Linked DNA regions of Homo sapiens: region 1 is linked to region 2. A link is a loop called in an ENCODE intact Hi-C map of the cell type or tissue named here. Cell type or tissue: IMR-90. All regions are shown on one strand.

What was found. Hi-C counts contacts between places; a loop is a spot of excess contacts. Peaks named below come from ENCODE experiments on the same cell type or tissue, not always from the same donor. Only the 100,000 strongest peaks of a DNase experiment are listed, where the experiment ranks them.
Region 1: a loop joins it to region 2, with 3 times the contacts of the local background. A loop is called at or near these places in 2 of 110 quality-filtered maps.

The regions. Positions count from the first base shown.
Region 1 is chr7:127,918,370-127,923,369 of GRCh38, forward strand. The region is part of intron 14 of SND1 (staphylococcal nuclease and tudor domain containing 1); the gene reads left to right. Among named protein-coding and RNA genes, the nearest start is that of SND1-IT1, 77 kb to the right of the region's middle. In IMR-90, no CTCF peak of the experiment used is centred here; a DNase peak (open chromatin) is centred at 2,872.
Region 2 is chr7:128,207,177-128,212,176 of GRCh38, forward strand. MIR129-1 (microRNA 129-1) reads left to right here and starts at 696; the gene lies at 696-767. All of the region lies in intron 1 of LOC124901744 (a long non-coding RNA gene), which reads left to right. In IMR-90, CTCF peaks have their summits at 1,437 and 2,778 (motif pointing left); a DNase peak (open chromatin) is centred at 2,775; H3K27me3 peaks cover 2,493 bases.

The DNA of each region.
Region 1 (5,000 bases), 290 kb before region 2:
TTTTTTCTTTTAGAAACAAAACCTTAGGCATATTTTTCTTTATTCGAATTTTTTGTCAAAGTTTCTGTTTTTAAATGCATCAAATATAAGTGAGTGAAAAGGATAGAAATTATCTGTACTACTAACTCTTCTATTCACCACAATGTGGGTTTCCTTATTTATTTCTTTTTCTTTTAAGTATTGTAAGCTCTTTTCAGGATGGGAGGCCTTACTGTGTTATTCTTAACTATACAGTCAGGTCCTAGAAGAGTATATGGCACCAAGTAGGTGCTTAGCAGATATTGTTGGATGAATGAACGCTGTAAATAGTTCTACTAGAATTGATTTAATCAGCCTTCTATTGTTGGATGTTGGGGTTGTTTTATTGTTTTTTCTTCTCATAAACATTTGTTCCTTCAGATAAATCACAGTCTATAATTATTTTCTCAGAACATGTCCATAAAGTAGAAACCTAGGCCAAAGAATAGCATATATTTTTTAACAACATCATCCTATAAATCTTTATTGAGTAAAATGATTGGGTTTTTAATTGGATGCATTTGTTGTTCTTCAAAATATTGACCACTTTCTGTTTTAATTAGTAATAAATTTCTATCATAATTGTTGCCATTTTTCTCCATGTTAGAAAAAACTGGAACTTTCTCTTCTGAATTGTATAATTATCTATTTTTATTAATGCTTTAAAAATGTAAGGCTTTTAAAAGACTAATTAGACATAAAAATAAAACTTTCACTTAAGGTTTATTGAACCTATACTGGTATGTCTGCAGGCAAAAATGAATGTTCAAAGTACTTTTAGGAAGTATGAAAAGTGTTTTAGCCATTTAGCCTTTACTAACATTTATTTTGATTTTAAGGTAATTTTTATATTATAGGTTACTTGCTGACTTTTTTTCTTCTCTGTTCTTTTCTGAAGTTGCATTCTTGTGTTGGGTGGGACACAGTTAAGTGTGACATGAATTTCCTTGCCCCAAGTTCTTGATTTGCCCATGAAATGAAGACTTGTGCCTCATCAGATGTCTTTTAAATTTTTTACTCTGCACATTTTATTTTAATTATCTCTGAAGGCATTTTCTGGTTCTGTAATAAGTTCTTACCTCTTGCCTATAGAGACTTTGGAAGTGATAAAAATTGATCTAAAACTGTTAAAGAAAAAAATAGTATTTTAAACCTGTTAAGTTATTGTTTAATCCTAGCCTTGTAATTGATGTGCACAGTTGTAGATGGTGGTTGATTTGCTTTATTTTGTATTCTCAATGCCATATACCATGTGTAAGCTATGTTTTTAGCCCGGTCTCATGTCTCAATTCTGAAAATGTGGAAGATGTTTATTGTAGTATTCCTATAAAAATTCATTATCATTTAATTCTTAGAAAAGTAACTCTAGAGTTGTTAAAAGTCTAAATGGCCTTTTTCTGTGTTTATCTTTACCAGTTCAAAATAGAAATGCTACTTTTAACTATTACAATTTAATGGTGTATTTGATATAAATTGGATGTTTACGATTTGAGTAAAGTACCTGCTTTCGTAGAATATTTTAGCTGAAAATAATTGGAAGGTATACCTCCCAGTGTTAAACTCTCCTATAAACATTTTCTTCTTACAAATTGGTATTTCTGAACCACTATCTCTTATTCCTGTGTTTGAGTAGATACAATTAAGTTTCATACTAAAATAAATTTTCTTCACATCATTACTAAAGCATTCAGTTATTTCAAAAATATAGTACATTACTATACTGATGAATAATGGAAGAAGTTTGTCTGTTGATTCAACATATTCAAGAGTAGGATAGTTTTTCTCCTGAATAAAACTACAAAATCAATAGTGGATTTACTTACTTGACCTCAAAGAGATAAGACATTTTGTCTATGAAATAGTTTATAGTTTTTTGTTTGTTTGTTAAACAAAAATGAAGGGAAATAAACCAATAAAGCAGAAGGCATGGATTGAGGAAGCAATCTGGGAAAGGTTGTGAAAAGAATTGCCAGAGTCTTGGTCAAGGGGAATCCTAGCAAGCCACCCTGCAGAGGTCGCAGGAGGATGGAAGAACTCTTGGGAGGAAGCTCTCTAACTGGAGGGCTATCATTTACAAAGCCATGATACTATAAACACTGAGTATTGAGTTAACAAAAAATTGTAAGACTAGTGTGTTGAGAAGTTAGAGTATGGAAAAAAGGGGAAAAGGGACAGTTTGGGATGAGGTAGGGAGGCAGATTTATTCATGGAAGCTTTTCTATACAGCAAGAATTATGAGCCATACCTTTCAGATAGTTCTGTGGGTTGGCAGCCCTCATCACCTGGCACCTTTGGCACTGCCTTGATAGCTGCCTCTCACCCAAGTTAGAGAAAGAGGATTGAAGACAGGAAGAAAGCAAGCTTATGTGCTTGATACTTTATCCTAACTAGGTATATTCTTATTTCCGCCCTTTTTACTTGAGGCACAGATACACCATCATCTGCACTTTCTGTGCCTAACTTATCTTAACAAAAAAAAAAAAAAAAGCATTCTCTAGAATAAGCCAAGGGCATTGTATTTTCTGTCGATGATAAAATGCAGATTTTTACCACTAAAAGGCAATGACTTCATTTCTAAAGGTTAAATTGAATGGTTCTCACAGCATAATTTCATATGGTTAAATTTGGGAAACTGAAAGTCATTCAGTAAGAGAACAATCTCTGAGCTTGTATAGAATTTGTATTTGATTGAGAATTGGGTATTACTTTATTCACATTAAGCTGTATCACATGATTTTATTTCAAGGTAGAAAAGAAATGTCAGTAGGCATAAGTACTTAGTAGAACTTTTTTCTTTATTTGAACAAAATGTGTCCTCTTTATGGCCTGTGAGGATGACCTCATGCTCCATCTGATGCTTTCTTTTAGCTATTGCCCAAGAGTTTAGACTTTCTTAAGCTGCTTTTGTGGAACCAGTGAGACTTTTTTTCTGTGCTTTTCTAACCCCTTGCTTTCTCATCTAAACCATTTTCTTTTTAAATTTTTTAAGTATTTTAATACACTAGTATTCAAAGTAGTGATCAAAGTAGATGATTTAAAACATAATGAATGGGTGGTTAATTTTGAACTTGATATTCTCTCCAAACTACTTACAGATTAGTTAGGGGAAAAGTTTTCTTGAGTTAAAAATTAAAATATTGTATATTCTTCCTGTGCACGTTGTTTTTATTGTGTTGTTGTATATTCTTAAAGGTATAATTTATATACAGTAAAATGTTCTCATTTTTAGCATATAATTCTGTGAGTTTTGGCAAATGTGCATTTTGAGAAACGTATATTTATGAAATCATCACCATAGTCAAGATATTAGAGCTGTTCCATTGTCCCAATTCCTCCATTCCTTTTAGAGTCAACTTCTAGTCCCTGGCAACCACTCATGTTTTTCTGTTTAACTATAGTTTAACCTTTGTCAGAATGTCATACAAATGCAATCATGTATTTGAGATTCATACGTGTTGTTGCCCATGTCTTTTTTAGCGTAGAGTAGTATTCCATTGTGTGGTGTACTATAATTTATACCCAGTTGAGGGATATTTAGGTTATTTCCAATTTTAGTGATTATGAATAACGTCCAGACCATTATCTTTGCTTTGCCTTGCTTTGTTTTTTTTAAAGAATGAGACAGGGTCTTACTCTGTCATCCAGGCTGGGAGTGCAGTGGTGCGCCATCACTGCTCACTGTAGCCTCGACCTCCCAGGCTTAAGCTATCCTCCCACATCAGCCTCCTGAGTAGATAAGACTACAGGTGTGCAGCACCATGCCCAGCTGATTTTCTTTTTTTCTTTCCTTTTTTTTTTTTTTTTTTTTTTTTTTTTGTTTTGTGAGGCAAGATCCCACTGTGATGGCCAGGCTGGTCTCTAACTCCCGGGCTCAAGCAATGTTTTTGCCTCAGGCAAAACATTACAGGCATGAGGCCACCGTGCCTGGCTCAGACCATTTTCTGAGGGTCCCTAATCTATTCCTCTAACATTATTTCACTTTATCTTAGTGAACTGCGGTGATTGTCCGAATGGTGCTTTGCATGTTTTCATTCTAAACATAGAGATGTGTCTTCTCTTCCTAAGTATTTGCCAAGTTCTGGTTTCATTTCTCAGTATTGTACACTGTGGAAAGGAAGAAATAAATGGTGGGTAGGACCAACCAAATAAAAGTGTTTGTAGATGTCTGACTTTCTTAGGGCTCCTTAAACTCTTAGATGATTTAGTTCCTTGCAAGTCTGATTGGAGAGTAATTGTTTTCTTCCATATGTTGGAGTGCTATCCTTGCACTACTTTGCCCTGTGGCTTCCTTCTTCTAGTTGGGCAAGCATACCATTCCTGCCCCCTTTGGAAACTTTGCTTAGCCAGGATATTTCTTTTAATAATTGTAATACTCTCTGTTGAGGGCATCACTGATTGGAATGATACATCCTAAGCTCAGGGCTTTCTTCCAGCTTAATGCTCCTACAGATGTCCAAATGTCCTCTTGACTCATGCTCCCAGAACTGGAGCTCAGAGCCTGGGCTGCGGTTTCTCCTATGTTCAACATGGTGCAGGCCTGAGTGAGGTGCTTTACCAACCAAGTAAACAGTGTGAGAATCTGTAAACCACAGACAACACTTAATGATTTTCCATTTTTTAAGAGACAAGGCTAGAGTGTCACCCAGGGTAGAGTGTTGTGGCATGATTATAGCTCTCGGCAGCCTCAAACTCCTGGGCTGAAGCAATCCTCTTGCCTTAGCCTCCCAAGCAGCTGGGACTACAGGCCCGCACCACCATGCTTGGCTAATTTTTAAATTTTTTGTAGAGATGGGGTATTGAACTCCTAGCCTCATGTGATACTCCCATCTCAGCCTCTCAGAGCGCTAGGATTACAGGCATGCGCCACCCTGCCCAATTATTGAAAGATAATTGATGGCCTAGCTTTAGCACCTTTTTTTTCTGTTGTAATTTTTTTGTTTGGGGGTTTGTTTTTGTCAGTGTTCTCCTCTGTGTTCACTTCA
Region 2 (5,000 bases):
CCTTGGAGAAACAGCTCATTTGAGACAGCCAGGAGCAATTTAATCAGGCTAAGTTGGCCTGGCCCTGGGACCCCTGCCTTTTCCATGACAGCAGCGTCTGCTGAAAGCACATCAGAGCCCACACTTGCAAGTTCAAAGATGTCTGTCCCCAAGGTCTCAACCAGGGATGGCATCTTCTTCTTGGGGCACTTAGCATTTTGAGACTCTGGGAGAGTCCCCTGTGGGAACTGGGTGTACTGACACTGTGGAACCAAGGAAGCACCACGGCTGCAGAGAGACCCTGGGCCAGACCATCCAAATGAAGCCCAGGCACAGCAGAGGGCTCTGAGGAGGCGCAGGATGCAGGAGATGAAAGGGGAAAATGAAGGGGAGCCGCAGGTTCAAACTGCCCCTTCCCAGGAGTGAGCTACAGCTTGGCCACTTCTGTCTCATAAGAAGGAGGTTGTGACTTTGGGAGGTGGAGGGGGATTACAGCTGGGATTCCTGTTGCCTGCCTCCTGCCTCTGGGGCTCTCAGCTTTCTCTTCTCCCCAGGACTCTTTTCTTCCTCTCCCCCCACCTCCCCCCCCACTCCCCTCCTCCCCCTAGGTCCTGGCTCTCCCTCCCCGACCCGGTCTTCTTGGTACCAGCTAAGCCCTGGAGGGGCCACAGCCTCCCCTCCAGCCCCCCTGCCATGGGATGGCTGCTGTCTCCTTTGGATCTTTTTGCGGTCTGGGCTTGCTGTTCCTCTCAACAGTAGTCAGGAAGCCCTTACCCCAAAAAGTATCTGCGGGAGGCCTTGTCCACAGGGGAGGCTGCCCCAAGGGCTCCAGGTGAGTCACAGCAAACCCAAGAACAGTGAATGGAACTGGGGTCTCCTGGCTCTCCTTTAGAGTTGCTGAGTGACTTTAAGTCCAGCACTGAGCCTCTCTGGGCCTCACTTATGCCACTCTTTTCATCATTTACCAGTGGGCAATGTCAAGTGAGAGACTCCACAGATAAGAAAAATAAAGGAGTGGCTCAATTACATGCCAGGGAAAACCGCTTTGGTGGATGAAGGTCACACAGCTCTCCCAGCATTCTGTCCTCTGTATACAGATGATCTCCTTCTGAAATCCTTTTGGGGATGACCCCCTTCCACACCATGGACACTTCTGGGTGGGTTGTCACTCAAGAGGTCCTGCCCTCTTCTGCCCACTGGGTGGACACAAGAATTGAAATCTGTAAAGGATACTGAGATTGGGAACAAAATAATTGATGCTGATTGATCCCAGCAGTGTATGGCGAGAAGATGACAAGCTTCCACTGCCTGTATCACTGACTTGCCTAATGTCTGCCCTGCCCTGGCCTGGATCTTAACCGCGCCCTTCATTCTGTGAACTACCCCCAAATCCTTCAAATAAAGTCCTTGATTGCTTGTTAGAGTCAATAATATTGCTTGCTGAGGATCCAGAGACCTCTAGAGAGAGGAGGTGGAATTGCACACCCTGGGAAAGAGGAAGGTGTGAGTTACCATCCCTGGGGGAGGCCCCACAGGTGTCAGCCCTCAGGGGGCAGGGGACTGACAGGGGACAGAGCTGACAGCAGGGGTCATATACAAGAGTTGGGTTGGGGGCCTAAGGAAACTTCCCCAAAGGTGAGAACCATGTTGGGATAAAGGACAGAGGAGGACCTATATGATATGGAGAGAAGTGAAATACAGCTAAGTGGGGTCCTCACCTCTAAAGAGGCCAGGGGCCGGGCACATCTGTAATCCCAGCACTTTGGGGAGCCGAGGTGGACAGATCACTTGAGGTCAGGAGTTCAAGACCAGCCTGGCCAACATGGTGAAACCCCGACTCTTACTAAAAATACAAAAATTAGCTGGGCATGGTGGCGCAAGTCTGTAATTGCAGCTACTTGGGAGGCTGAGGCAGAGAATCGCTTGAACCAAGGAGACAGAGGTTGCAATGAGCCGAGACTGCGCCACTGCACTCCAACCTGGGTGAGAGAGCAAGACTCCATCTAAATAAATAAATAAATGGGGCAGAAAACAGGTTATGCCAATTACAGGTTGTTGTAGATTCCCAGTCCCTCCTCCTCATGCCGGATAGCTGGGGGATCGACACTGCAGCCGCGGTGAGGCCACGGCAGGTCAGGAATGACCACACGGACATCCATCTTGTTGTCCACCACTGACAATGAGACGGATGACCAGGCTCCCGAGTGCCGAGTGCCGTAGTGCTCTGCGGCCAGGAAATGGCCAGGGGCCAGGGACCCTCCTTATCTGGAATCCTCCCACTCGGCCCTGGGGTGGCCACTTGTGCCGAGACAGCCCAAGGTTGGGGGCGTGGCATCAGGCCTCCCCAAGGCCTTTACTGCTGCAGAGCCACAGCCCTCAAGAAACAAGGCCCCTGGAAGATTCCTTCCCTAAGCAGAAGCTGCTGGAGGCCATTTTAAGGCAATATGTGAGCTGGCGTGTCGCCTGCAACTGAGTTCAGAGGTGCTAAAGGATCCTGAGTGGGGCTGGGGGTTTGCTGTGGAGGTTCAGGAAGAAAGGCTGGGTTTACGGGTCCAGGAACAATTACTGCAGGTTTGTGAGGCCAACCGAGCCCCCACTAGGTGACAGCCAGACAGCAGTGGGAGAAGGGACGATGGCGACGAGCAAAACGGCACGGCTGAATAATACCTGTGACCACGGGAGCTCCTGCCCCTGATGCTATCCTGACCCTCCCCATCCCACCCAGCTGCAAAGCAGTTGTTGCTCTGCCACCTGCTGCCAGCATGCGGGTGGGAATGCGTGTGCAGCTCAAGGGTGGCATCGTGTGGTCATAGTGGGGTAGTGCACCTCACAGCTTCCAAAGAGCTTCATTCTGCGGAGTCACTCAAGGAATTTTGAGTCTATGTGCCAGACTCTGTTCTAGGACTGCAAGATCTTTCCTAACAGAATCAGAGTTTTTGTGAGGAGCAGTCTTGAGGGGTGCAGAGCCTGAGAGGGGAAGGGGAGAAGAGAAGGAGAGAAGGAGAGAAGGAGGGGAGGTGGGAGGGGGAGGGTTGCTAGAGCCCCTTGGTGAGCGTGTCTACAGCCAGACTGCTCTAGGGCACCTTTCAAAGTGGCTTCTGGGTCCACATCTCAGGCATTTGACGACTTAACCCTTTGCATGAGCCTCGCAAATTGCAACTCAAATCCCTGCCACCCTAGAGAACCTATTCCCTCCAGAGGGAGAGGGACTCAGGAGAGGCACTATTCCAAAAAGGCTCCTGTTCCCAATGTTAAAGGAAAGAACCCAGACTTCAGAATCAATCCGATCTGGATTCAAATCTCAGGTTGTCCCTGCGCCAGCTATGTGGCCTCAGGAAAGTCCTTAGCCCTCTCTGTGCCTCGGTGTCCTCATCTGTAAAACAGGGAAAATCATGCCCCTCTGACAGGGCGGTGGGTTCTAGTCAGTGAAATAATGTCAGGACAATGGATGGTCCCCACCATAAAAAGCAAGGCCCCCGATTCTGTGTCCAGGGGTATCAGCTCTGGGGGGCATCTGCTTGGCTGCTCATGAGTGGCTGTCTTTCCACAGCTGTGTGGATGTGTCTGGCATTTAGCAGTCGGTTGTCTGAAATCAGCCATGGAGTTTTGCCCCCTGCTTTATTGCTCCCAAGCAGGTTCCTCACCTGCCGAGCGCCTGCGGCTGTGTGCCAAAGGCTGAGTGCGCCACAGCGAGGAGCAGCTGCCAGACCTGGAGTGAGCAGAGGGAGAAACTGGACTTCAGAATAATCAGAGCTGGATGCTAATCTCAGGTCCCACCTGCACTAGCTGTGTGGTCTCGGGAGAGTCTTACGGGTGGGAAGGACCAGGGCCTTGTGGGCTGAGAGGCTTGGGGAAGCCAGGGGGAGCCAGGTCCCCTCACTGCTCTCGAAGAACCGGCAGTGGTGTTGGAACTCCCAGAGCTGGAGAGGCTCAGGCCGGGAAGGGCTGTCCTGACCTGCGGGCCATCATGGCCTTTCGGGGAGGGAGGGAGGAGATGAAGAGGTGGCACAGAATTGACAAAGGAAAGGCAGGAATGAAAAGGAAGGTGGGGGAATGTGGAAGGCAAAATGAGAAGTCTCTCCGGGTGGCTGATGTCACCCTTTCTGATTGCTCGAGGTGCCAGCAGGGGCACCTTGGCAAGGTGTCCCCTCTCCCAGGAGGCTGAGACCAGGATCTGATCCAAGCTGGGCCACCTGGAGAGAGTGGCCTGAACTAGTCTCCATCATGCTCTGGGCCTGGGTTTCTGCATTTGTAAAATGAGAGGAATGTGCTGGATCAGATACAATCTCCTCTCCCACCAGGCCCACCCCACACTCGGCAGGAAAGCAAGGACTGGGGCCCCAACAGCTGTCCTTGAGAGTGGGAGCCGCTGAGGGCACAGGAAGGAGTTTTGGGGGCGGCAGGCAGGGAAGCAAGCAGGATGGGAACGCCAGGCTCTCAGGGGAAGGAACCAGATAAATCATCAGCAAGGAAAACCTATAGGTTTCCCCAAAGTACAATTTGAATAGAAATGTCAAATGCACCTGGAGTTATTACACCCTGTAATCCTAATGACATATAATCCTATACACCAACAGGATAATATCACGAGTGTGTGTGGCAACACTGCCGCATGTTAATCCTGCCTGCCTCCTGGGATGATCTTTCTCATCCCAGCAGAGCCTACAGAGCCTCCTTTGTTCTTCCCAGAAGTGGCCTCATCGGGCTGGACCTGGGGGAGGTGACCAAGGAAGTGAAAATCAAAGAGCCCAAGGAATGAAGCTGGCATGGCGCTAGTCAGGGGATGGACAGGTGTGGTTTGGTGCTTTCATTTTTTGCCTAATCTGGATGCATCCTAAGTCCCCTGGAAGTTGCCAGCCCCACATCAGCATCTGTGTTGAGGACCCTCTTCTCTCCCCGCCTACCCCCGCCCCTAACCCTTTCCTTCTCTCTCATTCTTCCTTTCCTGTATCCTTCCCTTTCTTCCCCAGCATCTATGCTCTGTTCTGCCAGGAGCACTCTCGGAGATATGGTTCGTCCTC